Regions from separate parts of the Homo sapiens genome. Here region 1 is linked to region 2. A link is a loop called in an ENCODE intact Hi-C map of the cell type or tissue named here. Cell type or tissue: Calu3. All regions are shown on one strand. Each heading gives the region's core, and the rest is flanking DNA. Links, peaks and the distances in the headings are about the cores only. Region 1 holds the start of LOC124901532 (small nucleolar RNA U13). Region 2 holds the start of LINC01622 (long intergenic non-protein coding RNA 1622).

Region 1 (16,663 bases), core at 4,850-12,849, 73 kb before region 2:
GCCACTCTGTAATCTATTTGAAATTTATTTTGGTATATGATGTGAGTTAGGAATAGAGCCCTATACTAAAGAATCTATTTTCCTTTCTAATGTTAAAATCAAACTTTTATTATATGTGTAGCTATCATTTGTATAGAAACACATTTGTTTAGAAATGTATACATTTGTACACATTTGTATAGAAATGTGTATAGAAATATGGGTCTGATCTTCTACTTTATTCTGTTCAATTGATTGGTTATTTATTCTTACTCCAGGATCACGCCATCCTGACCTCTGCACCTTTCTAACATGTGCTGGTGTCTTAGCGGCATGCCTTCTCTTTCTTCGTTCATCAGAGTGCTCTTAGCTGCTCTTCCAGATGGTCTATAATCTGGGCTCACTTCAGAGTGGATTTCTCCCAAGGCCCCGCCTCATCCACTTATACGTATTCTCCTGCCCCATAAACAAACCACTTGGTGCTTGGTTGGCCGACCAGAATCCTTTGAGGTGTCTTTGGAGAGTTTTCTGACTTCTCATTCCTTGCCGATGCACCGTCCTGTGTAGGCTCCTCCCCGGCCCTACATGGCAGCCTGGCACCCAGGCCCTCTCAGTGTCTCTGGACACTGGCAGGCATGGCCGGGCTGAGCATCTTCAAGAGTGTTGTGGACAGGTTGTGTCGCACTTTCTTGGCATCTGCCATCAGCACTCAGCCTCAGCTTCTTCCCCAATTGTGGTTTTGGTTAATCCACCTGAGAGTCACCTTGGCCAGCATTTGGAACGGGAGGTAGCGACCTCCACACCAGCACAGATGGTATCCAGGCTATCTCAGAAATCCTCAGAGATGCCTGGAGCAACATTAAATTAGAGCTGAAAGGACCTTGGAGATAATAAATTCCAACCCCATCATTGTCCACATGAGGAAAATAAAACTTCCCTCAGAATCCCCACACCTGCCTCCTGCCCAAAGCTTTGATCCTCCTAACAGCCCCAGGTATTTATCGTGGAAGCCAGCACTGGCACCCAGGTGTTCTGGTTTCTAGCCCACAGTTGTGTCCTCAAGCCTTGCTTCCATCCTGACCTAAAGCTGTCACTGTCAATGGCAAGGGTTAAATGCATCCCATCCGCACATGGAAGAGATCGCTCCTGTGACTCCTGAAGCGTTTCCCCAGTTCAAGCACACAGCTTCAGGCTTACCCTGATTGAATCTTGGCCAGCTCACTCTCAACTAAGCCCCTGGTTCAGCCAGGCAGGAAATGACCTCATCAGGAGTGGATGAAAGGGAGCGTGACTGCTGAGCAGAGGAGATTGCTATGTGGCTGATGGTGCAAGACAGAGGCTTCCCAACAGGACAAACAGTTATTGGCTCTGGGAAACGATGTCAAATTCCCAATGACTCAAAGAGGGACAGATGTCTATATATCCATCCACAAACACTGAAAACCTTGGTTACTTTTTTCCTTCAAATTAGTTACTCACACTCCCCTTTCCTTATAGCATACCTTTCATTCCTTCTGAATGTAGAATGGTACAAGAGACAACTGATTTTCATCTAACTAGCCATTTGGGAAGATAATTAGAAAATAATGTTTGGGGAAGTAGCATATAGAATTAATTTTCGACATATGTTTACAGAGCATGAACTGTTTTATGTGCTTGGTGGATAAGTTCATGAACAAAATAAAGACCTCTACCCTTATGGATATATATTTTTTAAGAGATAGAGTCTCCCTCTATCACCCAGGTTGGAGTGCAGTGGTATGATCATAACTCACTGCAGCTTCAAATCCTAGGGATCAAGTGATTCTCCTGCCTCAGCCTCCTGAGTAGCTGGGATTGCAGGTGGGAGTCACTGTGCCTGGCTCCTCATGGAGTCATGATTTTTCTGATTTGATCTTGCTTGAGACATCTCCGTACCATTTCTGTGAGACCTGGTGGTATGAAATCGATAAGATTGTGCAGTTGGGCACTTCTCATCCATAACTGGTCATTGTATTCATATGTTCTCATGCTGCTATGAAGAAATACCCAAGTCTGGTAATTTATAAAGAAAAGAGGTTAATTGACACAGTTATGCCTGAGTAGAGAGGCCTCAGGAAACTTACAATCATGATAGGAGGCACCTCTTCACAGAGCAGCAGGAGAGAAAGAGTGCCAGCAGGGGAAATGCCAGACGCTTATAAAACCATCAGGTCTTGTGAGAACTCTGTCACTATCACGAGAACAGCATAGGGGAAACCACCCCCATGATTCAATTACCTCCCAGCAGGTCTCTCCCACGACTCGGGGGGATTATGGGGATTACAATTCAAGATGAGATTTGGGTGGGGACACAGCCAAACCATATCAGTCACTGTTGGTGATGCTTGGTTCTCTCCGGTGTCTCTGAGATTTATGATGAGCAATGGACAAATTGAACCAGGAGCAAGTGCAAGGCACATGTTCTTCAGAGCTTCACGGTCTACCTAGGACATCGTGGACCAGACTTCTCGACTGAAATGGAAAGGTTGTGCTGGTATTGCAGAAAGATTACAGATGAGGACCCCAAAAGCCCATCATAAAGTAAAATACCAAAAAGTCTTGTGTTTTATATTCAAATTTCCTGCAAATTAGGCATAGTCCTGTAAGTCATCCATACTTCAATATTAAAAACACTGGACTTGCTCTTAAAGTGAAAGAACATTTCTTAACACCCCTTCCCCTAAATCTTCAAGTGAAACTTGCTCTAAAAAGATGTTCTAGGTATATTGTATAGATTCTAATCTCCTGGTTTACCTGTGCTTATCTATAGAAGTAAAGCCTATTCTAATTAGAGAAGCATGGATGTCTGAATCTTTTACAAGACCAAATTCTGGGCACCAAAGTGAAGGGAGGTCTGGGTGAGAGTCATTATTCAACTTCGTCTGCTAGTTGTGTTGTCCCTGGTTCTGCCTGGGCCTGCATTCTCAGGATGTGTTCATCCTATAGGCAAAGGTGGAAGAAGCAAAAATTTAGAGCATTGAAGATAAATGAAATCCAATTATTTATCTTCTCAATATTCCAGCCTTCACTTACAACTTTTAGCTGTTAATTAGATATTTTACAAAAGTCTGTTTATTTTAAAGGCCCAAATGTTTGAAGACTATAAGGTCACTGTCAGTATATTTCTGGAGAAGAAATGTTTGTCTCTTGTCTTCAAGGTTGATGTTTATTAGTTTTCCCATCTAAAGACTAGGTCTGATGCCAACAAATCAGACTTTTTTTTCCTGCATCTATGATCAAGCACTTGAACATTTCCCCACGAATGTGGATGCGCCCTGGGTTAGAATTGTTTTCTGCTGTGAGCCAAGGCTGAGTTCCAGCTCTCATTTACCTGCAAGGAGGAGAGGGATGCAAAGGATCGTCAGTGGTGGAGAAGATGCCACTTTTTTGGCTGTTTTCCACAGCATTCAGATTCATATCTGAGTTCAACATGCTTTGTATGTTTTCCCCACATGCTGGGACAGGCCTGTTTTTAAAGACAAGGTTGAAGAGTGGAGAGAAGAGGCTTGTTTATGCACATGGTCATCAGTACAGCACAATCTGTCTCCAAAATGGGAAAGGTCCCCTCACTAGGGATGAGCTTCAGTTTTGGTCTGTCTCTGGATTCTCACCTACCTGATTTTCCACTCTTATCCCCCAATCTTGGGCCTGTCCTTTAACTGAAAGAAAGACACCCTTTTCTACCCTTTTGATGTTTCATCTGAATCCTTGGCAAAAGTATAGCTTATAATTTTTTAATTAAGATGCCTGTGTTTGAGAAGGTGGTGACAACTGAACTCCAGGCTCATCTGGTTTATCACATGCTCCAGGACAGGTTTGGGTCTGGGTTTCAATCAGGTCATAACATGAAGTCAGTATCTGTGATCATTGCATTATTCACAGGAGCAGAGGCTTGTGGAAATAAAGGGAGGCACTCCAGTCCCCAACACACCCAGTGTCTTTTCACTCTGTCATTGGACGGAAATTTCTCCCCACTGGATCGGGACTTGAAGATTTCGCGAGACTTGTTGCTTACCTTGCAAGAGATCGTCTTTCTCTTTGGCACCCTGAATAATTTTGACTCACTTGGACAAATAATTCAGAGTATTTACAGATACCACTTGACAGGGGATTTGCCAATACTTAGGCAAACTTTGGTTTGGTGTAACTGGTGGGCTGTCGTGCAAAGCCAGGAGGCTAGCAGTAGCTTTACTATAAGTTCCCTACCAAGGAGCAGTAACTCATTAAGTCCTTCACAACTTTTTCATTTTAGCTCCTGTTGAGTGGTAGGCAGCATGGTCCTGTGGGGTTGAGACTAGAGTCAGCTAAGTTTGATTGGGACAAGGATTGTGAAATCTGAGCCTGAGGCTCTCAGTGAAAGAGTCAGGCACAACACAGTAGAGAGAGGTCAAAGTCAGCCACGGGACAAATGGAGAGGACTGCAAATGACAAACTTATTTTGGAGAGATATGTGGTGTGCATTAGTAGGCATGGCTGAGAGTTCCCAGAGGCTGAGGCCATCCCTTTAAGGACTGAAACCATAATGTCAGCTGTTGTTGATGTTCATGTCCTACACACTGTTAAATATTGCTAAGCTTTGGGAGGAAATGTTGGCCCCATCATATGTCACAGTCAACCCGGGGCAGTCTCTGTTTATGCTGATGGTCCCAAGCTCATTATTAACAGCACCCCTTTCATTCTCAAAAGTCTACTTGTTTGGAAAGTGCCTGGTATGATCACACCAGATAAGGAAAGTGGATGTTGCTGCTTTCTTTTTACATATCAGAGATACCTCAAGCTTTGAGGTGCTCCTCTCCCAACTTTAAGGCTCTCTTAAAATATCTTTTTATATCTTTAATATGCTCACATTTTTCTCCACCTTCTTGAACATATGGAATGTAGTTATAACTGTTTTGATGTCCTTGTCTACTAACTCCTGCATCTATGTTATTTCTGGGTCTGTTTATGTTGATCAGTTTCCCTCCCGCTCATTGTCCATTATGTTCCCTTGCTACTTTGCATGTCTGGTAATTTTTGAGTGGATGGCCAGATGTAATTTTTATCTTGTTGGATGTCAGATATTTCTGTATTCTTTTAAGTATTCTTGGTCTGTTCTGGGACATACTTAAGTTGCTTGGAAACAGTTAATCTTTTTGAAGTTTGCTTTCAAGCATGGTTAGATGGAACCAGAACAGCCTTTGGTGCAGGGATTTTTTTTTTTCCAAGTCAGATGGGTGATGTGCCGACATCATAACGAGGTTTGAGGGAGGCACATCTCACACATGAGCAAAAAACCCAATCATCACACTTATGAACCACAAAAGAACCTGGTCTAGGGGTACTTTTTTCCTTTTGAGGGCACGACCATGTATTACAAGATTTCTCCACTCTGCTATGGGGACATCAAAGTTCCTTGCCCCTAGCTCAGGGATGATTCCACCCACTCACTCCTGATGGGTGCAGCTTCTTCACATCCACACCCTGACCAGTACTCAGCTGAAGAGTAGAGGAACCCCCTTTCCATCTCCAGACTCTCCTTCTGTGCAGGTCTCTCTGTGCAGCTCTCTTCCCTGTGAAGCTCTCTTTCCTCCATTACTCTCCTCTACGGGGTTAGCCAGAGTGTCTCCCTGAATTCTCACTTGTGTCCATAAACCAGTAGGCTTTGTTTAGATTCCATCTTTTTGCACCATCACTTAACTGAAAACGCTGTCCACCTGGTAAGCCGGGGCATCTCAGGGCTCACCTTGCTTGTTCCCCCTTTTCTCAGGAATCTCTGTCCTCTGCTGCCTCTTTTCCAGTGTCTGAAATTATTTAAAATTATTTCCATTTGTTGTTGTTTTTTAAGGTAAGAGGGTGAATCTGATCCATGTTACTCCATCATGGCCAGAAGTGCAAGTCCTGAGTATTGGGCTGTTTCAGCTTCTGTATCTTTGGGACTAATGCATTCTCTTCTCTAATTTCAGTGTCAATGTATCTTCTCCCTCTGCACTGGTTTTGCTAATGGTCAACACCTTAGCAGCTATTGCCTTAGATCCTCTTCTTTACCATCTTCTGTTGTTCTCTTCACTTGTTTAGTTCTTGTCTAGTTTCTCCTCTCATTCTTCCCAGCTTTTGCACAAGGTGGCTGGTCCTCCACAGATATCACCATCTGTGGGATCAGACCATAAATTTCTTTTTAGCAGATCCCACTGACAGTCCATTGGCTTCCACCTTCCAAATGTCCACATTTTTTGCCTGCATTTATTTTTGCAACAGTGTTCTGCCACTGCAGCTTCACCAGCAAAACAGCTATGGCCAGCCTGTCTGTCTGTCTGTCTGTCTGTCTGTCTGTCTGTCTGTCTGTCTGTCTATCCATCTGTCTTTCTATCATCTATGTATTGCCTATCTATTTCATCTATTATCTATCATCTGTCTATCACCTATCATTTATCTATACATCGTCTATTTATCAATCATCTATTTATTCTATTTGATCTCTGTATCTATCATCTATTATCTATCATTTATCCATCATTTATCTGTCCATCATCTATCAATCATGTATCTATTCAATTTCATCTATCATCTATCCATCATCTACTTACCAATCATCTATTTATTCTATCTTATCTATCCATCCACTGCCTATCTTTTCATCCATCCATTTATCCATTATGTATTTATCTTTCATGATTATTATTTTTACCACTGCTTCTCCCTGGCTGAAGTTGTTGTGCATGGAGGAAAGCTCCAGCAGGCTGGTGTCACTTTTTGTTAAGGGTTATCACCAGAGTGCAGTGCAGGGTGTGCCCATTTTCACCAAGGCTTTATGCCAGACACTGTTAGACCTGGGATATTTACGGATTAGTTTACCCTTCAGCTGATGAATCCATTTGTCCCTTTAGGCAATTAAATATTTCAGTTATGATCTTTATGTTATTTAAATCGTTGAGATCAGGCTTCCTTTTATTCCTCTTAGTTCCCTGTTGAAGTCCCAAACTCTGAAAACATAACAGATCATCTGTCTCTCACAATTGTTAACATAATAGATCATCTGTGTCTCACAACTGTTAAATGTGCCTATAAACAAACTCTCCCCGATGTATGGTGTCCCTTTTTGCTTTCCTTTCTTCTTTTCTAGATTAATTCATTCCACAAACTTTTATTGACCACCTATTATTGCATGGACTCTACTAGGTGATAGATACAAAGATGAGTAATCCATGTCTGTCTTTTGGGATGCTAGCTTTGAAGATGATCACAACCCAATATGGTAAGTACCACGACAGAGGGGCAGAGGTGAGCACAGGGTGCCACGAGAGGAAGGAGATGGGGGCCAAGTCCACATTTTCTAGCATTGACCTTACCTTATATAGGAGTGTGGAGGGGTTAGCAGGGAAAGAGTGTGACAGATATGGGAGGATAAGCACAAAGATGAGCGTGAAGGCCATTTGAGATAAAGTACGGAGTTTGCTTTGACTAGATTGTGGAGGCACAGGGTAGGAAGGACAAGGGTCAAAAATGGAGAGGGTGGGCAGGTAACAGATCATGAAGGATCTTATATGGCATGTGAAGACTTTTGGACTTTATACAGAAGTGTCTAGAGTCAGTGAGGTGAAAGGACCAGATTAGAGTGGAAAATGGATTATGTTGGAACAAGACTAGAGAAAGAATAACTGAGGGACTTGGTGTACTTGGTTTAATTCAGATGAGAAACAATGATGAACTAAAGGCACCACTGCTGGGTGGAGAGAGAGAGGGAGAGAGAAAGGGAGAAATGGAGAAAGATGAAATCAGGAAATATGCAAGGCAAACCTGAGAGAACTCAGTTGTAGAGGGAAGAAGATAGAGAGGAGTCCAAGTCCGAGGTGACCCTTGGGTCTCCAGCATGAATGGTTGTAAGAATACCTGGGCTATTCACTGGAATAGTGGATATTAAAGAAAGAACGTATTTGGACTACAAGATTATGAGCTAAATTTTGGATACTTTTGATATATTGAATTTGAACTGTTTGTGACATGTAACTGGAGCCATCTGAAAGCTAATTGGATGTATGGTTTAGCAGCTCAGTAGAGACTTTGGGAGTGATATAGCAGTCTTCAGCTTATAAAGGATAAGTCCAAAGGATGGTGGAGACTGGGGGTGGAGGCAGGTCACTCTCATGCAACAAAATTGCACTTGCAGCCTGTAATTACGTGCTTTCCAGATCTTTACTGTCTTATTTTCTTTTCTAAAGAGTTGTGAAAACATGACTTCTGGCATTGTCTGTCTTTGTCATTACATCTGATAGCTATAAGAATATTTAACAATGAATTAAGCAATTTTTACATTTATACTTTCAATCTGCGTATCTGCATTTTTTTCTGCTGGCTAGGGAGAAAGAAGGGTGTGCCAACTACATTCCTGCGTAAGGCTGTGTGAGGCGCTGCACCACACCCCTGCACACTCGGCTCCTCCAGTGGAAACGTGGAGCCTCAGTTATACAAGTGACCCTCACTGGCTTGTTGGGTGTTTTAGTTTTTACCCCGTAACACTGAACTTTGTTACACAGAATGTCCTGTGATTTCCCAACACAGTAGGTATCTTCCTGAGTTTCTCGACCGGTAGTTTCACATTGGTCAGAATTCCTCTGTTGGCCAAGCTTAATCTTACACATTGATTGTTTTAGTGACCTATTGATGTGAAGGTGGAGTTTTGGGACTTTACTCAGGTTTCTCAGTGCGGTGGTAGAAAATGACCTTGAAAGTGAGACAGATCTGGGGTTGATCCCAGCTCTGTGACTGACTGGCTCTGTGATGAAGGAAAGTCTCTAACCTCTCTGAGACTGAATTTCTATAGCTAAGAATCAAGGAAGAAATAAGGTTGTCATGGGGTTGTTGCAGGATCTGATGATACGCGTGAAGTGCTCAGTGCAGAGACTGAAACCTGCAGAAGAGCTTAATGAGCTGGTCATTGTCGATGTCATTTCTGTCATACTTACTCTGTGCTCTGGGGGTCAGTTTTGCTCAGTTCAACTAGCGCTTAGTGAGAACCTTGTGCTTTGCCCAGGCCTTGCATTGGTGTTCCTCCTTGGGGGTGGGGGAAGCACATTCTAAGTTTTAAGAAATGAATTAATATCCTCAAAGAATTTACCCTAAAGTTAAGTTAAATCGCCGTTATTTCCTACTTTACATTTCCTGTGGTACCCACTCCCTTCCTCCATCCAAAGGAAATATTTTAAAAGGATTTCCCAATCTTCTTTGGACTTTGGGAGAATTTTGGTCTACGGTGATGAGGCTTTCCCACTCCATGTTGCCATCTGGAATTCTTTGTTCAGGCTTTGGCCAGAAAAAACACCGCCACCACCACCAACACACTAACTTAGGAAAATAACATTTGGCAGGAACTTGGCAACAATAACCCTTTGTTGCCAGAATCCTTGTTCACAGTGTGGGTGGCTCAGATGGCACTTAATTAAATGTATTTCCCTATAAATTCTCACAGTGTGCTTATTTTCACTGATGTCTAATAACCACCCTATCTCTAAAGCAACCAAATTTCACAGCCTGCAAAACAGGGAAATCAGCCTGTGTAAATAACATATTGCTTTTGTTAGTACTCAGCCATATTCCTCATCATTCTGAGTGACAGTGGACTTATCTGTTATTATTTCCCACTGAATGCTTTGTCATTCAGTATTTTCCTACTACCTGGAGTGACTATATAATAAAAATAATACCTACTATTTTCAGTGTCAACTATGAGTCATGCACTGTACTGGGCATGTATTCATTATCTCAATGAATCTTCACCGTCTTTGTGATAGGTACCAGTATTCTCATCTAAAAGATGGGAAAAAATACAGTGACTCCATCTCCACAAAAAATTTTTTTAAACAATTTAGCCACGTGTGTGGCACACACTTATAGTTCCTGCTACTTTGGAGGCTGAAGCTGGAGGATCACTTAAACCCAGGAGGTCGAGGCTGCAATGAGCTGTGATTGCACCACTGCACTCCAGCCTGGGAAACAGAGCAACGCCCTGTCTCACACACAAAAAAAGGAAAAAATGAGGAAAAGAAGCCTGAAAAAGGTTAAATATTTTGCCCAAGAACGTACCACTGGACTGGGAGTGATGGGCCTGGCCAACACGGCAAAAACACGTCTCTACTAAAAAATACAAAAATTAGCTGGGCATGGTGGTGCACACCTGTAATTCCAGCTACTTGGGAAGCTGAGGCAGGAGAATCGCTTGAACCTGGGAGGCGGAGTTTGCAGTGAACCAAGATTGTGCCACTGCACTCCAGCCTGGGTGGCAGAGCAAGACACTGTCTCATTAAAAAAAAAAAAAAAAAAAAAGAATTTGGCAATTATTTTCAGCATTTTAAAGACACCATCCCATTGTCTTCTGGATTCTACTGTTTCTTCTGGAAGATCAGCTATCAGCATAATTGTTACTCCTTTGAGTATGATGTGTGCTTCTCTCTGGCTGCCTCCAGCCCTCACCCTCGGCTGTTTTGAAGATTCTCCTGTGTTTTTTATTTTCAGCATGTGTGCCCATGAGGTTTTCAGCAAGATGTCACTGTGATGTATCTCAATGCTTATTTTTTGCCTTCTGAATTTATTCTGCTTTAATCTTGTAGAGCTTCTTAAATCTGCAGATTAATGTCTTTAGCATTTTGGGAACATTTCTGGCCAGTGCCTCTGTAAATATTGTTTGTGTCCCTTTATTCCCCAGCCCCTTTTCCTAGAATTCTAATGACCTGTACATTAGACCTTATCACTGTGGCTTATGTTTTTCAATCTGTGTATTCACTTATTTGCGGTTTCTTTTTCTCCAAATTCTTTGCTTCTCTAGTTCTGAAGCCTCAGTAGTCCCGGATTCCAGGTTTTGGAGTGAAGCCTCCTGAACACTGAGTCTCTGCCTTTGTGTTAGTGTTGCTTGGGAAATAGCAGATGCTTGAAGGGGAGAAGCAAGGAATGACATTGGACTCACCTGTTGGGGGCTTTTTCTCTGGCATCGTTGCCCCTCCAGTACTGGCTGACTTGGTTATTCTCTGTTGTCTTTCAACAACGTGTTTTTTATTTTGTGCAGCTTTTGTAGTTAGGATGTAGTGCAGGACGGTCGGATTGATGCACGTCACTCCATCAGAGCCAGAAATGGAAGTTCTGGTTTAATAAGTTTGAGTTAGAAGTTCCGTTTCTTTTCTTTGGTCTCATTTTTCCTAGTCAGGTAATGAAATACATATTACAGAGGCCATAGTACTGAAATTAAAATTTTAAAAACTAGATTTTCATTCTAGAATCAATGGAAAATTGCTTTGCGATGATGAGCCTTCTGGTTTCAATTTCTTTGTCTGTAAAATGGACACGATCTCATCTACATCATTAGCAGGCTATTGTTTTTTTTTAAAAAAAGTTTTTTTTTTTTTCCTGACAAAATGCTCTCATTATTCTTCCTCATTCTTTTGTAAGTTAGCTCCACGGGGAATTGAGAAATGAATTCTTAACTAAAAACCTTACAGTAAGAGCCGGCGGCAGCAGTCATGCTTACACTGTGTCATGCCCGTGTTTACCACCTCCTCACCCTCAAAGAACATGGGGCAGAAGGGCGAGCAGATGCTAACTCAGTGTGCAGCCAGTCGGAGGGCAGTGGGGGTTCAGTTTGTAATACCCGTACAGGCTGGAGTCTGCACAGCATTCGGAAGAGATTTCAGGTATTTTCTAACAGGAAAGAGAAATGCGTGTGTTCACAGAGGTGACTCTTACCTACATGGAACACCTGCGCCCATTTCAGAAAACCACAGCGTTACGAGAGTGGATACGTGCCTGTTAATTTGAGCACTGCTAAGTACATAAATAGATGATCCGTTAATGTACACAGCTTGGTCGTCTCAGTAAGCCAGAATTGAGTCAACCTTTTTCCAGGTTAACCTAATCTAAAAATAACACTTTCATCTCTTATTAATAGGCTAGTTGTTATCTAATGTTTTGCTGTGGGTTCAGGGTTCCAGAATAAATCATGCTTTGATTACAGGGTGGATCAAGTTAACGTTGACTTACTCAGGATGAGGCTGGGCAGAGCTGTGGCCTGTCCCAAGTCTCATCTAAGACAGAACTCATCAAATCCTAGGTCTTGTTTATGTCATGCAGGAGAAGGTACAGAAATGCTTGTATTTTATCTGGCAAGAGGCACAGTGTGGCTGGAGCAGGGGAGGGAACAAAGCATCTAAAAATATTCTTTCTTGCTTTTAGTCCTAGTAAGAGATTTTGTCCCATTATTAATCCAAGTTATGAACTAGAAGGATTAACCCCAGGGGCAGGTACACATCTTAGGTCCACTGGTCCTCCATTCGCTTAAAAACCCCTCCAGGTTCAAGGTCTCTACTTCATTTCCATCTTGACAAAGTCTTGTGGACTTTTTTTTTTTTTGAGACAGAGCTATTGCCCAGGTTGGAGTGCAGTGGTGCGATCTCAGCTCACTGCAACTTCTGCTGCCCAGGTTCGAGCAATTCTCCTGCCTCAGCCTCCCGAGTAGCTGGGATTACAGGTGCCTGCCACCGTGCCCAGCTAATTTTTGTATTTTCAGTAGAGACAGGGTTTCACCATCTTGGCCAGGCTGGTCTTGAACTTCTGACCTTGTGATCCACCCACCTCGGCCTCCCAAAGTACTGGGATTACAGGCATGAGCCACCACTCCCAGCCCTTTTTGGGGGTTTTAAGAGACATTTCAGAGTATCTAAGTTACTGTCATTTTATTTTGAAATTACACAGGTAAGAAAGAGAGCAGGAAGCAGCCCCAAGAGTGGCCTGGCTTGGCCTCAGGCAGGGAGGCATGCTATATAGGACATGAGACATCTAGGGATCAGGTGATCTTGTCATCCACTCAGCAGTGGGTGACACTTTCTACACTGAGCTCCAACATCATGGTCAAGAGCTCCCTGATGTCTTTCCTTCTTAATCTCCTGCTACTGCTGCCAGACATCTCCCTATTCTTAAATCATTCTCTAAACACAGATTAACTGAACACCTACCCATGAGCCCATGATGGCTCTGGGTAGCTGGGATTCACGGGAACACATCCAAGTTGGTGTTCTTTCTGCAGTGTGCTTCTGCTTGCTGATATCCTCTGAGGTTCATGGGTTCTGTCCGCTGCCTTTGCTGTGTTTCGCAACTGTCTGCCTCTACAGGTAGCACAAACACTGCAACCCAGAGCATGTGGTGGTTCCTGCCAGTCTGTCATCTGTATTAAGCACTCACATTGAGTGGAGCTCTTATTCCAGGCTCTCTTCTGGATCATACTTGGGCCAGACACCAATATTTGGTCTAGTTCACTGTGGCCAGGATAGCAAGGTCTCCAAAGTAACTATGGTGACTTATACCTCAGGAGACCCTGACCAGGAGGCTCTGAGGGTGAGATGTGACGGGTGCTCTCCAGAAAGTGTCCATTTACACCATACATAGCTTGTCCAGCATGGTAGTGATCATTATCCAGACAACATGGAGCCAAGCGTGTATCATAATATAGAACCATCCCACCTATGTATCTGAACTGAGCAAACAAATTTAAAAAGTTAAATATCCAACTCTCTTTTAGGTTCCCTTCTGACAACAGCAAGGGCTTCTAATGTGAATGAGGCTCAGGGGAATCTGCTAGCTATCTCTGGCTTCCCTGGCACCATGCAAAGACATGCTCCTGTAGAAGAGAATATTGAAAGCCATCCAGACCCCAGCTGTAGCAGCACTGGAAGCCAGAATGGTTTTCTCATGGAGAATTCCTGAAGGACCTCCTATTGAGCTCACCTGAGTGACATGGAAGGATGACATGTGGGACAATCGGAGTGAACCTGGGGTGGTGAGAACACTGCAGGCATCCAGTGGATTCCTTTAAAGCAGGTTGCTCAACTGTGGTCCTGTTGACGTTTCGGCTGGGTGATTCTCCACTGTGGGGCCTAACCTGGATGTTGTAGGATGGTTGGGGGCATCTCTGGCCCCCAACCACCACGTGCCAGGAACATCCAGTGCTCATCCCCAATGTCTCCAGACACTGCCCAGGGTCCGAGTGCCATCACTTTCAACTGAGAATCACTGCTTAGAGGGAAGCAATTTGTGGATGAGAAGCATGCAGGCTGTGACTCACAATTTCAAACCAATGAAGTTCAACCTCAGACTGTTGCAAAAAAAAGTACTCCGCACTCACCAACAGTCAACATAATTTCATTCAGCCAAATCTTGTGTATTTGCTAGTAAACTGTGCACCGAGTGAATTATTTGCAGCATTATTTAAGACCCTGAATTAACATTATCTAACATGTTTGGAAGCAGGGCAGCCCTCAAATCTCTGGTTAATGTGATTTCAGGAAAACATAAATAGGTTCATAGTGTTTTACAGACCAGAGTGGGTCAAAATTGAGGAAGAAAATCTGCTACCAGAAATCTATGCAATTAAGGAAGCTACCTGTGACTGACTGCAGAAAAGCTCTCACGACGTGGGACAGGGAACATATGAGCTGGAAGCAAACCTAGGGAAAACAGATTCTGGATTTCTCATGTGTGTGGGGCTGAGCAGGAGGGAGACTTGGGCTTGTAGGGAGCCAGGAGCTCTGGAGAGGGGATGGAGGCAGAAAGAGCAACCCTCGGATGTGGAATTTGGGTGGGCTGTGGCTGTGAGTGAGCAGGTGGAGCCTGGAACAGAGGTTCCTGTAACCAGTCTCCCTTGCAAGAGAGCTGGGTTTGTCGGGGGAAACCAAGGTCTATTTCCCTTCATCTACCTCTCCCACGCCAGGAAGCAGAGCAAAATCACACATGTAACCCTGCAACTAGACCCCCGGGCTGTGTCTTACCCATTTTTCATCCTCTGTACCTAGCACGGTGCCTGGCACAGAGGAGGCACTCAAGGGGCACTGGACTGAACCCAGTGGCTTCAGAACAGCTCCCAGGAGAAGCTGGAGTGACTCCATTCAAAGGGCACTGGAAAGATGCCTGGAGTCCTTTTCTACCCAGGCACAAGCCTTTTCTTTATTGCCCAACTCTGATGCCTGAGGTAAAGCAATAGCATGACTGAATGTCTTTCACATTAGAGTGTAATTTATCCACATCAGCCGCAGCCTTTGATCTCACCAAGCTGAGAGAGGAGAGAAGTGATGAGGCGTACAATGTGTACGAGGTGAGTGAGGTGTATGTGGGCTGCAGCAGCTGAAGGGAGGGAAGGGCCAGGAGGCTGCGGGTGTAGATAGAACGTTCCCGTTGGGACTTGGAGGCCCTTGGCCAGCACATACAACCCAGGAGGAGAGATCTGAGACTTGGTCTTGCCATGGTGGGCCATGTTTTAGTATTGTCTGCGTTATCTGCTGGGGATAACAGAGCTTCCTACAGGCTCCTTGAGAAGTGCTTGTGAACCTCTCTATAGTCGAGGCTTGTGGGCCGTCTTGTTATGCCCTAAGCCTGGATCCGCTTGCAGGTTGCTCTCAGATGAACCTGAGTGATGGCCTGTCTTTTGTGGGTCTGCTTTTCGGGACATGAAGGCCAAGAAATGATTGTTCTGGACTGCATTTGTTTTGTTCGATGAACACAGACTTGGACCTTGTTTTTCTTGACTGTCACTGTCTCAAAGGTTTTAATCAAAGGCTATTTGGAAATCATGCCAGCTAATTAATGTTGATGAGGCAACAAGGGTGACTCTTCCTTAGTGCCTTAAACCTTTCACCTGAAACACAAACATGCCACATTGGAGCTTTAATTGTCAAGGAAGATGAAAAGTATACCAAACCATTTGCTGGGCAAAGGCCTCCTGTTGATATAGGCAGCAGGAACCCACAGGCTTGTGCAATGCAGGCTTGTAGCTGCAGATCCATTTCTCCCCAAGCACGCTGCCCCATTGAAAGTGGGTAAGTGATGCGTCTGATCTCTAGCAAGCTCCACCGGGAGAGCACTGAAATCTTAGCCAAGTAGCCCTGTCTCTCCGTTGTTTTCATGGAAAGCCCTACTAAAAATCAGACTGCACAGAGTTCCTCTCTTGAATCAAAACTTGCAAGAGAAAGATGAAATAAGATTCAAACGTGTGTTGTTTCCTACACTTGGGTACTTATTTGTTTGTGGATTTATAAAGGGCCCCTCTTTCATTTAGCCAGTGACATTTATTTAGAAGCTAACATGTGCCAGAGACTGCAGATAAAAAGATGTGAATCCTGCAAAAAAGGGGCATGCAGTCCAGGATTAGAAACAAATAGCAGATGATCACAAAACAGCATTACAAGTGCACTGTTAGTACCACTTTGTGAGGCACTTAACTCAAAGGGGTGAGGATGAGAAGTAAGAATTAAGGAAGAGGTTTGCTTGCGTTGAGAAATATTCCAATATATATGTCTTGAAATATGGGTCATGGCTCAGATCAAAACTAGCAGGTTGATATTAGTGTCAGCCATATTCATTTGCTAAGAACCTGGATGTGTTCGGGCGGCAGTAAGTCTACCTCTAATCCAGTTCCTGCGCTCCGCTAACAATGTTTTCTGTCTAATCTTTATAATGCATCTTTTTCCCTTATCATTTTGTGGATGATGAGATTATCCAATGCTGATGTTAACTAGTCTCAACATAAGCCATTTTCTGGTTTGGTACGTGAGTGTCTTGTTAACTATCTGCGTTTATGTAATATAAGTCAATTGATTTTGAGTCTTGTAGTTGGCCTATGAGGTAATTTAGATAGAAGTTGAACTGATTCAACCTG
Region 2 (16,663 bases), core at 2,894-10,893:
TTATGATCTGTGAAGTCACTCAAAATTGCTTGTAAAAATGTGTGCTTGGATGTAAATTTTTCTGGAGAGAGGAGGTCTTAGTCCTTTTTCTCTTGCTATAACTGAACACCTGAGACTGGGTAATTAATTTTAAAAAAGAATTTATATCTTACAGTTCTGGAGGCTGGAAAGTCCAAGGTCAAGAAGCTGCATCTGGTGAGGGTCTTCTTGTGGTGGGGACTCACTGCACCATCCCTAGGTGGCACAGGGCATTACCTCATAGGGGGCTGAGCATGCCAGCTCCGGTCTCTCTTTTTTCTCTTTTAAACCACTAACGCCTCACCCTCATGATCTTATCTAATCCTGATTACCTCCCAAAAGTCTCACCTCTCAAATACCAGATATAGTTGGATTTTTACCCACTTAATATCACTACAATGGGGATTCAGTTTTAACATGAGATTCCAAGGGGACTAATACTCAAGTTTTGAGGTTCAGCTGAGTACTCTAGCAATGACTAGAGTTCACACATTGCTCTTTGTATGAGTCTGAGCTCATTGGTTGAATTCCTTCATATAAGTGAGGGCTGGCATTACATACTATAAATCATTTGGATGATGGACTAACATATTCACACTCTTTTATCAAATGTGGAAAGATTCTGACTATGGAATGTCTGACTTTCATGTGTCACTTCTACAAATGGTGGCCAGACTCAGGACGCTTTCCTCTCTGCACACTATTGCCTCTTGGTATTGTCTTCATCTTTACTTTCTCCTTCCTCCTTGTTGGTACAGACACCACACTGATGCCCAGCACCTTCCTCTCCCAGCCCCCGCCTGGGACTTGGCACCCTGATTGGTCCAAGCAGCAGCCCATGACTAGACTGTGGTCCAGGCTGGCGAGTCCAGGATGAGAGCATACTTGTCTCCAAACCAGCATCTCCTAATGAAAAGAAGCAGCAGCTTAAAATCATCTGATCAAGGGCTGATCCTTCATGTTCCCAGGCTCTGGGTGAAGCAGGGAGATGCTCATTTGTGCCTCTGTGCAATACTGGGGATCTCTGGACTCCATGAATAGAGTGGCTGCCATCATAATGGAGAGATTTGTCTTTTCATGGGTTTGGACCACAATGACTCAAAACCACTCTGTTTGACAGAAAGACATTCTTCTTTTTAAAGTTGAGCTTGCGACATGGCTAAGCAACGTAATATCTTTTGATGTTGATGTTTTAGTTTAAATTTAGTTGGGTTTCAGCCAAAACATAAACTAAGAGATATTGGAAAAGACCTTGGTTTGAAGGACCTACCCTCCTCTTCACTGGACTAGATCTGATGCTACCCATTGGTATGGGAGGAGAGGTTAAACCTAGAGAGTTCACTTCCTACGTGGCTGGGGCCTAGGACTAGTTAACATTTGCATCTCAGCTGTGGGGCATTGATGGGGTGTGGCAGGAAAAAGATTCAAGGAGGGAGACATATTTCCACAAGAAAAGATGTTCTTCTCCATCCCTTTTGGGAAAGATATGATATTTCCGATGGGGATACAGAGAAGGAGATGCTTGGGGTGATGGGGCCAACCTGCAAATAGGATAGCTAGGTTAAAAGTCCAGGGATCCCACTTCTGAAGGGTGGATATCTTGTGAGACACAAGGAAAAGTCCAAATTCACTAGAAATATGCCACTTTGCCAACTAGAGACTTCCTTTTGAAATCGGCCTATTCCAAGAGTAAAGAAATTTACATACACTATACCAATACTGGGAGAACAAAAGAACTGGATGACCTCAAGGGCGGGGCTAATTCTAGTACCTCTCCTCCAGCAGATGAGAGGCATCAAATATTTAAGGAACTATGCCTTAGAGTTCTAAGCCACGACAGGTAGTCACCACAGGGCCAACCACACTGAAAGAGGGGAATTAGAAAATGACTCTTGATGCTGGGGGAACTTGTTAGAGAGACAGTGAAGCCATCACTTCTCACAGCCCTAGGCAGCTCTTTTTGCTCCCAGGGATAAAAGGGATTCATCTAAGTTATCTATAAATCCCTTTCTGATATACCTGCCTCGCTCCCTCAGAGAACTCACCTTGTGAGCTGTGGTTGGGATTGCACACAGGATGTCTGCCCAGCAGGAATATTACCGTTTTTACTCCATACCAGGAACTGTAGGGGTGGGAACAAGGAAGAAGACACTGGTGGAGGTGGGAAAGGAAGGACATTACTGCAGCTGGGGGCAAGAGAGGAAGAAAAAGGAAGGAACATGTCACCGACTTTCACGCCAGGAGGAAATCTCCTGAGTTTAAACAGCTCTTTTCCATTACTTTGAGGCCTATGAAAGATGAAAGTCCTGGTCGGATTGGGTCTTGGTGTCTGGCCACATCACTTTACTCTGAGTCAGAAAAGACTTTCTGAAAAAGTACACCAGAGATGTCCAGAGACAGAGAGGAAAAGAAGCCCCCTGCACCCAGCTCAAGGTTAGGGTTAGGGTTAGGGTTAGTGTTAGGGTTAGGGTGTAGGAAGCGTAAACGGTTGCTGGTTGCTGGAGGCAAACCAACAGCCTTGTTCATTCAGTGATAGAGTAGAAGTAGCTTTTTAAACAAAAAAGTAGAGTAAGAGAGTGATCAGAGACTCTCAAAACACTCTCAGAAAGACAGTGTTCAGGAGGGTGGCAGGAAAACGCGATTCAGCTGTTCATAGGGTTGGGAGGAGCCAGGTGAAAGGGAGAGTTTGGGAAAGGAGAAAGGGGTGCTGGTGGACCAGAGGGAGAACTTCTCAAGGGGCCTTCTTCCTGGGCTGTGATGGAAAGCCCTACTAGACACATAAAAATCACAAGAACTCGCCCTGAGTGATATATATAAATACACTCGCTAATTATTACTGGAAGAGAGCATGACTAATGCAGGAGCAGATGTTTTAAAAAATAAAAGGTCACAAACATTTTCAGACTATTAAAGCATTTATTTATGTAGTAAATTTGCATCTGGATTTTGTTGTTCCTGCTTTGATCTCTTTCTCTCACACACGCAGCGAGAGGCTGGTGTTGGAAAGGTAGAATACCCAGGCACCATAGCTGTGATAGAAACAGTCAGAATGGGGCAAAGTCTCCTGAATATGCTTGTTGTTTCAAATCAGAGGAGAACGGAAATCCCCAGGATTATAAATCACTCAAAACCATCAAATGACATTGGTTATCTACACAATAACTTCAAATAAATGCCTTTTCCCCAGAACGGGGCCAAGTTGCAATGATTAATCTTAAGTTACTCTTGGGCTATTAAATAACAATCTCAAGATCTTTTTTGAAAAGCAAATGTCTTTTTCATATAAGCGAGAACCTGTAGTATTTGTTCTTCTGTGTCTGCCCTATTTCACTTAGCATAATGTCTTCTAGGATCATTGGTGTTGTCACAAATGGCAGATTCTTCTTCTTTTTTTAAAACTAGATAATATTCCATTATATTTAAATACTACATTTTCTTTATCCATTCATCCATCAAAAGACATGATTCCATATCTTGGCTGTTGTGAATAACGCTGCGATAAACACAGGAGAGAAGGTATCTCTTCAACATGCTGATTTCAATTCCTTTGCATATATACCCAGTAGTGGGATTGCTGGGTCACATGGCAGTTCTATTTTTAATTTTTTGAGGAAACTCCATGCTGTTTTCCATAATGCTTGTACCATTTTCCATTCCTACCAACAGTGTACAAGAGTTCCAATTTCTCCACATCTTCGCCAACATTTTTTTACTTATATATATGTATCTATGTGTATATATATATATACACACACACCTATATATACGCACCCACATAAACACACGCACACATATGAAATAGTCACTCTAAGGGATGTGAAATAAATTTCATCATGGTTCTGAGTTCTGATTTGTATTTCCCTGATGATGAGTGTGATATCAACTGTTTCATATACATGCTGGCCATTTGTATGTCTTCTTTGGAGAAATGCGTATTCCATTTCTTTGCCCGGTTTTCAATCTGGTTATTTTGTTTTTCTGCTATTGAGTTGTAAAAGTTCCTCAGATACTATGAATATTAATCTTCTATCAAATATATGATTTTCAAATATCTTCTCCCATTCTGTAGGTTGCATTTTCCTTTCGTTGGTTGTTTCCTTTGCTGTACAGAGCCTTTATAGTTTGATGAAATCCAATTTGCCTATCTTTGCTTTTGTTGCCTGTGCTTTCGTGGTCATACTTAGAAAATTATTGCCAAGGCCAAAGTCAGGAAGCTTTTTCTCTGTCTTTTTTTTTTTTTTTTTCCTAAGAGTCTTAGTGTCAGGTATAACTCATAGAAGCAGACAGTAGAATCATGGTAACCAGGTGCTGGGGACAGGAGGAGAGGGGGAGGTATTGGTCAAAAGGTTCAAAGTGTCAGTTCTGCAGGATGAGTAAGTGCTGGAGATCTAGGGTACAGCATGGCGCCTATAGTAACAATCCTGCCTTATATACTTAACTACTTCCCAAGAGTGTAGATGCCAAGTATTCTTATCAAAATCAGTGAATAGGGCAAGAGGAAGCTTGTGGAGGTGATGGATATATTTACGGCATTTACTGCAGTGATGGCTTCATGGCTGCATGTGTATCTCCAAACTCATCAAATTGCGCACATTAAATATGTCCAACTCTGTGTTTGTCAATTATGCCTCAATTAAGTATTTTGTAAGCTAGTAGCAAATTTACATACTTTCAATGGTGGAGCCAATTTAGAAAGCAGTTTGGCAGTTTCTTAAAATGTTAAACATAGATTTACCATATGACCCAGCAATTCCACTCTTAAGTATCTATCTACACAAGAGAAATGAAAATATGTGACACATATGTCTACACAAAGACCTGTACACAAAGGTGCATAGCAATATTATTTGTAATAACGAAAGCATGGAAACAACCCAAATGTCCATCAACCAGCAACTGGATCAACAAAATATGCTATATCTACACAATGGAAGAATGCTCAGCCACAGAAAGGAATGAAGTGCTGTTGGGTGCCGTGGCTCACGCCTGTAATCCCAGCACTTTGGGAGGCTGAGGTGGGAGGATCGCTTGAACTCAGGAGTTCGAGCCCAGCCTGCGCAACACAGCAAGACCTTGTCTCTACTAAAAATAAACAAATAATTAATGATCATAATAAGAATAAATCAGCCAGGCATGGTGGCACTTGTCTGTAGTCCCAGCTACTTGAGAGAATGAGGTAGAAGGATGGCTTGAGGTTGGGAGATTGAGGCCACAGTGAGCTATGATGGCACCACTGCACTCCAGCCTAGGCAACAAAGTGAGATTCTGTCTCAAAAAAAAAAAAAAAATAGTTAACATATATGATGCTAAGTGAAAGAAACCAGCTTCAAAATACCACATATTGCACGATTCCACGTTATGTAATTTCCAGAAAAGGCAAATATGTACAGAAGAAAGTAGATGGGTGGTGGTGGTTGTGCTCGGAGTGGGAGTGGGCAGTGTCTGCTCATGGCAGGAGGCTTCTTTTGGGGTGATGGAAATGTTGTGAAATGAGCTTGTGATGCTGGTGCACAACTCTAAAAACTTACTGCAAATGAGCCAGTTGTATATTTAAAAGGAAATTCTGTGGTATATGAATTATACCTCAACGAAATTATACACACACACACACACACACACACACACACACGAACTTCCCCATTCCAAACCATGTCACCAACCTACGTTTTCCTCTTTTCCTCCTGGCTTGCGTTTGTTCTGCAGAGCCTGCTTAGTAAGGAGCGTCCTGGGTTCTGTTCATGCAGACACGTTCAGACATCTTTGATTCTGGAGAAATTCCCTCAAGTCACACTTTTCTAGATAATATCACAGGTGCCACATGACCAGTTTGGCTTATTTTAAAATGCATTTCAGAAGCATTAAGACCAAAAAACACTCTGCAGAAGAGCCTCGGCTAGCAAGCTCCTCCCAGTCGCCTTTTGGAATTTGCCTTTTTGTGAAACACCAACGTGTCTGTAGGTGTGGCAGTAATGGAATGTGAGGAGCACAACTGAACAAGTCACCAAACGTCAATGAACCAGCTCACTGCTGCTTCTGGAGAACAGCCCGTGACATTTTCCAAGGTAAAAACATTGGGTTTAACTGGCAGGCTGTAAAGAAGACGCAGCGTGTGAAGGAGCCTGAGGCTGTTCAGTGAGAACGAGGGGGTTCCATGTGCGCCGACGAGGATGGAGAGCCTCATTAGGTCACCACACAGAGTGCTGGGAAACAGCTCAAAACACATGACAATGGCACAGACACATACATGGTGTCTGTGCGTGTGGGTGTGTGTTTACACAGGGCATGCCAAGCTGCCCGCAGTAATTTTTTGTGAGGGAGGGGAATGAAATTGGTTGAGGAAGGGGCAGGGCAGCGTCTTTTGTTTATTTAGCATGGACATTTCTGGATTGACTTTTAAAAATGAGCATGTATGAATGTGGTAAATAAAAGAACAGAGAGCAGGTGTGATGGAGGGCTGACCAAGTTGTCTGGTTGCGTCCTGCACTCTTTAACGCCTTAAGAAATGGTACAGATGTAGGTCCCAGTACGAGGGTGGAGAACATCACCTAGGTCTGCCCAAGTACTTAGCACCACATTTTTTTTAGACACTTTGTCAGCCAGGCTGGAGTGCAGTGGCATGATCATGGCTCACTACAACCTGAAACTCCTGGGCTCAAACGACCCTCCCACTTCAGCCTCCCAAGTAGCTGGAACTACAGGCATGCACCACCATGCCTGGCCAAGTTTAAATTTAAAAAAAATTTTTTTGTAGTGACAAGATCTCACTATGTTGCCCAGGCTGGTCTTGAACTCCTGGCCTCAAGTGATCCTCCCACCTTGGCCTCCTAAAGTGCTGGGATTTTAGTTGTTAGCCACCGTGCCTGGCCAGCGCCACACTCTGGTACACCAGCCACACAGTAATGAGCCTGGTCTGTGCAGCTGCTCATTGGACATTGGAGGTTAATCAGGACCCATCTGGCTAATGAAACACTTCATTGCACTTGCTGCCCCCTGGCTTATGAACATTTTCCATCATAGCTAAGACTGGATTAATACAATGTGAAACAAGGTGACAGTTTATCCTGGAAAGACACGCAATATTAAAAATCCACATGATGGGCTGAGCCTGCCTGATTGCTTTAAAAGGTGGATTTATTTCTTTTATCCCGAAAGGAGTTGTGCCCACAAGCACTAGTGCCAGCCCTTCCATCTGTAACTTCTCCTTCTCTTTTAGAAAACTATAGTAGTTTTAAGATGGTTTTGCCCCAGGCGAAAACCTCTTCATCAACACTGTATTCACCACATGACTTTTCTGTGGTATATACATCAAGAGAAAACTACCGGATGGCTTCTTCTGTTTGTCTGTGTTCCAGAGTCTAATGCGGCTGAAGGTGGCACATCTCAGCTCCTGGTGGATATGAAATATTTTCCATCCTGGAAGGTCTGATTGGCTTGGAACAGAGCTAAGTAGGCTACGGTTCCTGAAGCCAAATCCAGCTCCAGCCTGTTTTTGTATGGCCTGTGAGCTAAGCATGGTTTTTACATTCTTAAATATTGAAAAGAAAATCAAAAGAAGAATAAATATTTTATGACATGTGAAAATGATATGAAATTCCAGTTTCAATGTCCACAGATGAAGTTTTATGGGAACACAGCCACACTCGTTCTTTGTGTATTCGTGCCCCAAGAACAGAATTCAGCATTTGTGATTCAGACCATATGACCTGCAGAGTCTAAGTATTTGTTGTCTGGACCTTTCCAGTAAAAGTTTGTTCACCTTGGCCTGGTGGAGTAATATTGGCATCAAGGTCTTTGGTAGTGCTCACTTGGCAGGAGTCCAAATTGAAGTTCTCCTTGAAGATTCCTGTAAATGGTGATTGGTAGAGGGAGTCACCCTCTAGCCATCTGGGAGGCACAGGTGACTTGTCCTGAGATGAGCTGAGTGGCCCACCTGGGGCATTCAGAGTGGGAGCCCTAGGCAAGCTAGTTAGATGAAGACTGCCATCCTTAGAGCACGGCACCACACTGCGTGTCCTCATTTCTGAGATACTGTTCATGGTAACACACACCATTGATTTAGTAACAGCTTTTCTAGGAATAAAAGACACATTGCTTGCATAATGCGTATTAATTTTGAAAATGCTAATGAGAAAATATGTTATGATTTTTAATGTGATTGCTTCCCCACCCCCACCTGACTCCCAAGTGAGCTTCCTGGGGGCTAGGACTGCACCCTTATTTGTTTTTGCAACCCAGGATTTCCCCCACAGAGCTCCAAGATGTCAGGAAACTTTGCAGAACAAAGTTTTGCAATCATTGGTGGGTTGTGGCATCAATTTAGCGAATACACTGCTGGCATTTAAGAAATAAAATAGGAAAGACGGACTAGACAGATTAGAACAGAAAGATCAGAGTAGACTAGAACACAAAACAAAAAAACAGAAAATGCACATCCCATAGCATAAGGTTCATCTACGATGCCCTTGTTTCCGTTACATATGTGAGTGATGGGAGGTCATGTCAACGTATTTCTCACCGTGGATCATAGTAAAACAAGTGTGCAAGTCCCTGCTTTGGTGCATGTATTTGAGCTGCGCTTGGTCACGAGATGAGATTGCACAAATTGGCATGTGTCACAGAAGCATAGAGCAGTGGGTGTCAGGTCAGGTGTGGCCTTCGGGTCCCCACCAGGCTGGTGAGGATGGCCAGCCCACCAGCAAATGCTTTCCCAGAGCACCTCCCAAGGCTCTATGCTGAGCTGAGTGTGATGAAGGTCACAAATCTCTAGGTGACATGATTCCTGTCCTCGGGGAGCTGATGGTCTATCAAAATCACAAAATCACACCCCAAAGCAGGAAGGAACACAGTGAGATTTGGGGATAGATGTTGAAGGTGTTGGGTGCAGAGGAGGCGGAGACCCTGACAGCTCTGCTGTGCCACAGCTGTGTTGCTCAGCCAGATCCAGACGCCTGATCTCCAGGGTGTTCACCAGCCACGTGGCATCCTCCCAGTTTCCTGAGGCAAAGATGCCGACCAAAGCGCCGTGTCAGTTCACACATGGAACACGGTCATCTCCAGGTAGGTAGACTGGACCACACAGTGCCATTGGCCTCTTTCTCTAGAGAGGGAGGCTCGAAGGTGGGGAACACAAACAGGCTGTGGACTGCCTTGGCCCCACAAGAGTCTCAGGCCCCAGGCCCTAGAACTTCAACAGGAGAGGCGAGTTGAAGAAAACCACCCCAAAGGAAAGGAGGAGCAGAGCAAATATCTCCCTGAGCTGCCAGGACCCATCTAAGCAGCCTGCTGGATTGAAGCAGGAGACGGCAATGTGAGGAATGGGGAGGAGGGCAAGCTGTGCACGAGATGCCACCCCACAATGAAACACCAAGGGACTGCCAGCATTGTGCTCCGGTAAATGCCCTTCATCCTGATCCAGCCACCAGGTGAGAAGGAGGGAGCCCTCACCTCCAACCCACCTCCCAATTCATTAGGGTTTCCCACAACTGGCAACATGGCTGGAAATCCTGCTGAGGAAGATGAGATGGGGCCTGTGCTGGCCCATGGGACATACTGGGAGCAGAGGATGCAGGTGTCTACAGGATGGTTAGCAGGCGAGTGTGGCAGAGTCAGCAAGGTTCAGCACACTGAACCTTGCATCAAGTGGAGAATGGGAGGAGGAAATTGAGATTCGGGGTGAAGAACAGGCCAATCAGAAAGGATGCAGGAACGAGCACAGGATGCTTATTCTTCTGGGCTCCTCTAAAATGAGAAGCCTTCCTTGTCATCCATCCCCATCCCCCAGCAGCCTAGGGGATGGGCGGTGGCTCCCTCTTCTCCAATGCTGCCCCCTCTGCAGGTATCTGCGTGTTTACTTTCCTTTGCTATCATTACTGACTTCTGAAGGGGAAGGATCAGGTCTCCCCTACTCTCATGTGCCCAGAGCCTCTGGGCCACAGCCCCTGGTGCAGAGAAGCAGCACTGAGAGCAATTTTGATGAATAAATGAATGAATGAGGAAACGTGGCGGGTAATTATTCAGTCATTGCTACTGTCTGAATGTTTGTGTCTCTTCAAAATTCATAAGTTGAAATTCTCACTTCCAGGGCGATGGTATTAGGAGATGGGACCTTCAGGAGGTGAGGAGGTCATAGGGGTGGAGCCCTCATGGATGGGATTAGTGCCCTCATAAAAGAGCCCTAGAGAGACCCCTGGCCCCTCCTGCCACACGAGGACGCCACTAGAAGCTGCCATCTATGAAGCAGGGAACCTCACCAGACACCATATCTGCAGATACCTTGATCTTGGACTTCCCAGGCTCTAGAGTTGCAGGACAGTGAACAATACATTTCTGTTGTTTATAAGCCACAAATGCTTATAAACAACAGCCCAAACAGACTAGGAAAATCATCTTCCGAAGGTATGAATGGTGAGCTTCAAAACATCCCCTTAGGGTTGAGAAGGGAAATTAGCTTAATCTGAACCTTGGGCATCTGGTGCAGCTACAGCAGAGAATTTCCTGTTTCAAGTGATTTCAAAGGTGAACAAGTTCCTAAGAAACGTAAGATTACCTAAGTCCGATCACAGAGGCCCATGGAAGCACGGTGGTCTAAGTACGATTACTACAGAAGAGATCTGCCAACAAATGACTTAGAAAAGAACCTCAGGATATCTGTCGGCTCAAAGACATTAGGATTTTAGGCAAACTAAGAGTTTGAATCTTATGCTGGTTGCTTTCATCCAAATCCAAATTTTTGGCATTGTGTTTTAGGGACTGTATCTTCTTCACGTCTGTGTTCTTAGAACCACTTAGCAGAGGGTCCTGGCCGTTATAGGTGCTCTAGGCATACATTTGTTTAAATCCACCTGGTTTAGTTTCATTCCATTTTATGGCAATTAAATACAGGTCTGAGTTTTGTTTGTTAAAATGATTAGGTTTTTTTTTCAAGTGTGATTAATTGGTATGAGTCAGCAGCTATTTAAACTCTTACTAAACAGATACATAAGAAACGAGGGATACTGTTTTCTTCCACAAAAATGTTCCAAAAAAAATGTTCCAGCTGAACATTTATTTCAGCTGGAATTTCAGTGACTTGAATGCAGAATGAATCCCGTGGCTCACTTCCTAGACTATTTGCCAAAGAAGATGTTGCCCTGGCCATGATCAAGATGACACAAACGGTGGCCTTTTGCAGGGAGAACCGCCGTGGAGGCCTGTGTCTGTGGCACTGGTAGCTTCTCTCTGCAGGCAAAGACCCCATGGCTTAGTTCTTCATCAGAGTGAGAATTCATCTTCCACCTTGAGTGGAACAGAATGTCAAGGAGTGCATGAAACCCTAGGTTTGAATTGATGAACCACAGGTCTCAATTTTCCCTTTTCCAAAGATAACGATGACTTCAAAGAACCAAAGACTACGATGACAATGTATTGCAGGATTTTGCATTTCAGAAAGCATGCCTACACAATTACCTTGTTTGCCTCATGCCTTCTTTGCTGGCATGGGCTGGGCAACTATTACTATTAAGAGATGAAAATATGGAAGGTCAGAGAGGTTAAGAGAACAATTCAAGGTCAGGCAACCAGGGATTGAGCCCCTGGAGCCAATGATTTCACACGGAACTCCTCTCTGTGCAGCATTCTTTGCCAGCCATCCTTCCCTTCTGCTAATGGACTAGGGCTAAGACCATCACGATCTAGGTGTGAGGTCATTGGCAGAAGATGCAGGCAAGGACAGGTCTGTGTAGAGAGATTTCCCAATGTTGGAGGCTTTCCTCGCCTTGCTGTTTCTGTTCTGAAGGACGTTCTGGAGGCTTTGATGCAGTGTGAATGAGGCCTTGTTCACAGTTTATTTTCATTTGTAGATGTGTAATCACCTAAAGTAGTTATGTTATGGCTACCTCAGGAACGCAGGTTGTAGTATCTGAGCTTGTGCATGTTCCCACAGGCAGTCCCAGTGGTCATAAGTCCCAATGCCACATGGAGTTTGTTTATACCCAAATATACAGTAATTTCAGTTCACTGGAATCCACACCCCCACCTGCTAGAGGCACCTCTCCGGAAGGTGTCCAGACAAAACCAAAGGGCTTGTCGTCTGCTTTCCTGCTGTTTCTAGAATATACTCAGCTCTCAATTAACATAAACCTCATTTGGTTTAGAAAACATCCATTTGGTTTAGAAGTCAGTGTTGTTTTCAAATTGCATCTCTAGCAAACGATTTTTTTTTTAGGTCTAATAAGCACTGAATAGATTGTATTAGGTTAAAAGCAATTGATTCCCAATAAATAAATTCTGCCAAGTTATGCTCGGGAGTGTGAAGCAACAGTGTTTATTGGTTCTTATCTACGATCATCAAAACCTGTTCCTCTCCTCTCCTTCCCTCTTTCCCTGCCTTCCTTTTTCTTTCCTTCTGTCCTCATACTTGACTTCACCTACTTGCTATTATGAGGAAAATATTAATTCCCTTTCTAATGTCTATATTCTAGCATGTCGCCTCATTAAATTCCCCTGGGTGTGCCCTTTTACAATTAGTGCTACCAAGTAAATAAACTTCAAAGGGACGTGTGTACACACACAGACACATGCACTCAGAGACACACACGTTCATTTGCATGCCAAGAAGAGCCCCCATTAAAGTCTATTAGCCCCCAAATGAGGAAATTCAGAGCTCTGAGCTCTGCACTGATTTTATCTCATGGTGTGGAGAGAGTTTACAAATAACTCTTAAGGTAAAATGCCATTTTTTTCCCCTGTATGTAAAGTTAATATTAATGTTGTGTAGAAGGAATGCGGCTCTATTTCTTTTTGAGTGGCATTTTCTCATTGTCACTCTCCAACCCTATTCTTAGAGACCCTTAGGTGGTATTGTGTGTATTCTTTTGTAGAATAATGAAATGTTTATATTACACAGTCCCATTGTAAGATCAATCCACCCCTGCTGGGGGATTCATAAACATCATCTGCAGGTGGTCCTGGTGTGTCATCCCCCAGAAGAGGAGCTTTCATTTCAGGAAACAACCTTGCTGAGGTCCCACACAGCCCAGGACACCAGACCCAGTGCTGCAGCCCACGGCTTCCCGAAGCCCAAACAGTAACTGATGGTGTTGTCACCAATCTTGGCTCTGAAACTAGCATGTTTTAAATTCCTGCTTCTCCAAGCCTCCTGGGCATGTGCTCTGTAGCCAAAAAGAGCTGGTAATTACACGTGGCTTCTGAGGAACGAGGGTCCAGGCGCTTATCTGGGAAGGGAGATTGGTCCAGACCTTCAGCCTCTGGGCCCCATTCCTCTTCTCATTCTTCAGCGTAGCAACTTGTTCTTAAAGCAGAGGCTGATTTCTGTCTGCATCTCTCAAGCGGCACCTTTGTTTAGCCACTAAGTTTTCTCAAACTGGAAATCCATATGACGAAGTATAATTTTATGGTCTCCTATCATATTTGGTTTTTCTAGAAACATTCAAGAGCTTGTTCCTTCTCACTTAGACAATATTACTGTCATCAAGGTGTGTCTTCTCCTAGTTCCAGAACCACTTCCTGAATTTAAAATGCTCTTCTGGACATTTTTTTTTTTTCCAGATAATGGCAAAGAAAATTGGTCCAAAGAAAGTGGAAAATTGTCAGAGGGCAGTCACCACAATTTTTTTTTCTTCTGTTTTCACATCTGTTCAATCAATATCAGCTCCTGGCCTCAAGGCAGTGTGACCTAGAGGCAAGAGCCCTAGGAAGCTGGGGATCAGAGGACAGCATCTCATGCTGCCTTTAACCAGGGGCACCGTCTCACAGCAAACCCTTAACCTCTCTGGGTCAGGGAGCTCCTTTTTCAACAAAACAGGTTGGTCTAGATGGGTTCTCCTGTGCTTTCCAACTCTCTACTTTCTATTATTCTGAACTTCATGCCTCATTGTATCTGTGCGCCTCTGGTAGAGTTGGCATAAACCCAAGCATATGTTATTGGCTTAGAGAAAGAAAACATTTCTGGGTCTGTGAAATCATAGGCTTTGCTTGACGAAGCTTCGAGGTGTGCGGGCTCTCTTAGTGCAGCGCAACAAGCCATCAGCCGGCAGAAAGCTATTTCTGTAGCGGAGTGTTAAAAGACTGGTATTCTTCAGTGAAGAATAATCTGCTGAGGGCAATGTGTTTTTATTCCCTCTGGGATTTATCTGTCAACGGGCAGATGGGAGAAGAAGCAATAAACTATGAGCTTGCATATGTCAAGGCTTTGATTCTAGGGGGTGACTTCCAGGCCCTGCTTGAGTAGGAGACATTGTCAGGGAAGAAAATTTTGGACTCTCACTGTTACTTCCTGATCTCAGAACACAAAGCCTAGTTTTTGCTGAGTCTTTGAGGAAACTCCATGAGCACTCGGCTTCTCTCTCGTGTTTTCTGAAACCAGAAGTAGAGAGAAAGAGGCAGCTGAGCCCTACAGAACCAACCAACTGTGGAGACCAGCAGCGAACCCAGCGTGTTTGTCATTGGTTTGTGAATCTTATACGCTGTTCTCTTTGGGATACCTATTTCTCCTGGGTCTTTACATGGTCCTGGATCAAGAAACACCTTTTAACAACTCCCTTCAGACCCTGCACTCCCGTGCATTCAGAGGCCTCCTTGGCTTAGCGTGGTGGCAACCCCAGGGTCCAGGTGATTCTGTTGAAGATCTGAGAACAGAGCTTGCTTCTTCCTGCCACCCAGTTTGATTGGACCTTCTCCAGACTTCTGGGTGCATTTCCAGAGCATTTACACAAGGAATTATGTAGGGGTCATTGTGACAATGGTTGTTTGTGGCTTCTTTGTATAAACCTTCTGTATAGAAATTCCAGTTGATCAAACAGATAAACGGAGAGGTGATCAGTCACATTGCTAGATGACTTTTCTCTACCTAGGAAAGGATTCTTTATATATTTAAATAGGAACTCCTGTCCCCATTTCTTCCTGGCTCTGCCTTGCTCTTATCTTGACTGGTCCAGACATTTCCTGGCATCCAGGGCATCAGGGAGGCTGTAAGTCTGTGTTTGATGGTAGCTGTCCTTCTTCAAACTGCTGGCTGGAAGGCAGCGGTCCCTGCTGGGTCCCAGAGAGCTAGGAGTGCAGCTTGGAGAAGTCGGCTCTCTCATCGTGAGTCTTCCAGAAGAGAATAGTAGAGGACAGCAAGGACAAAGGGCGTGACCAGGAGACACATGGCTTGGGGGAAAGAGCACTGGCATGTACATCAGGAGGCTGGACACCAATCTGCTTCTGCCACCAGTTCTCAGGGCAACTGTAGGCTAATGAGGTCACCTCTAGGGGCTTTCTGTTTCTTCCCCCGTGAACTGAATACTGAATGATTTCTAAGGCAACTCTCAGCACAAATATATTATGATGCTTTAGCGTGAGAGAGGTGGGATTTGATGTGGGGAGGGCAGAGCTGAAACAAGCATTTGAAACTGACACTTCGGGCCGTGGTCGTTTAGAGATCTGTTAGAAGGGAAGACAGACATCTTTAGAAATAGATATCAATGAAGGGGAACTCTACTTGATCTATTAAACATCATGAATGTCCATCTGGCCCACTACTGGATCTTGAGGTTTTTGAGGGCAGGGACTCAGCCTGGCTTACTCACTGCTAGGTCACTATCACTAAGAACTGCACCTGACATGATACCCTCAATAAACAATTATTAAATGAATGAATGAGATGACAGTGGTTGCCGTTGCTTCTGCTGTCAAACACAGACTCCATTTCCTGTTTTCCAGGGTCCTGCCTACCCATCTGAGGACATGTCTGCTCATCACCCATGTGCATTCTGTCACAGTGGGACCTGTGTGTGTTCCCTGCTCATTGTCGTTTCCATGGTTTTGCTGATTCTATGCGATTCTTCCAGGCCACTCCAAGTTCCACCTCTTCCACGAAGCCCTCCTTGATTGCTGGGCCCTGGTTGAACTCCTTATTAGTAACACCCAGGTTAGTCCTACTTAATTCTTACCTGCAGCCAAAGTGGACTTAGCATCTCCTTGCATGCCTGGTAAAGTCAAGGGTTTTCAGCCAGGGCCTGTGTATAAAGCAGAAGCAGCACAGAGTCTGGTTTGAAGCTTAGTGCTTGGGTTCAGACAGTTGTGGGTTACAATCCCTTCTACACATGTTCTCTGTGGAAACCATTTGGTTCTCTGTGCTTGGAACTCGCCTGCAACGGGACAAAGCCATCTCACCTAGACTGTTGTTATGAAGATTGAATTAGGTGATTCTGAGAGGCATTTATGCGTCCTCCCTGAGTAACAATCCATGAAAAGTGGGCGTCATTGCTGAAGCTCAAGGAAGAAATATGAAATTTGATTATATCCTTATTCACGGCATTGGGTCACCAACTCAGCACTTTTTATGAAAGTAGCATCTGACCTGGCAAAGGCTGTGTCATCTTATTACCTCAGAAAGACAAATTTACGGGGTCAGACGATGGATGGCTTGTAGATTTCTCAATGGGCTGGAAGGAAGGAGAGAAAAAGAGAGACAGGAGAGAGTACACATTTAATTCTGCTTCCCCTAGGGTGATATTTCCTTCCTCCCCTTCCAGGGTTCTCAAAAAGGCATTCTAGGAAGTCCTGTAAAATACATGCTCATAAAAATCTCATAATTTCCACAAATTGTTGAGAATTTAAAACTCGGTTGGGAGTTTGCTGTTTCAGCCTGAGACACCGGGGTCAC

The links. A loop is a pair of places that touch in the nucleus more often than their neighbours do. Peaks named below come from ENCODE experiments on the same cell type or tissue, not always from the same donor. Only the 100,000 strongest peaks of a DNase experiment are listed, where the experiment ranks them.
Region 1: it touches region 2 in a loop (3-fold over the local background); 2 of 110 quality-filtered maps call a loop at or near these places.

What each region holds. Positions count from the first base shown.
Region 1 is chr6:1,175,161-1,191,823 of GRCh38, reverse strand. LOC124901532 (small nucleolar RNA U13) reads right to left here and starts at 5,306; the gene lies at 5,204-5,306. In Calu3, for the core only: no CTCF peak of the experiment used is centred there; a DNase peak (open chromatin) is centred at 8,393.
Region 2 is chr6:1,100,581-1,117,243 of GRCh38, reverse strand. LINC01622 (long intergenic non-protein coding RNA 1622) reads left to right here and starts at 15,912. Exons shown (of 4, transcript NR_027116.2): 1 at 15,912-16,663. RefSeq lists enhancers at 12,580-13,155, 15,601-16,663. In Calu3, for the core only: no CTCF peak of the experiment used is centred there; DNase peaks (open chromatin) are centred at 5,663, 6,143 and 6,903.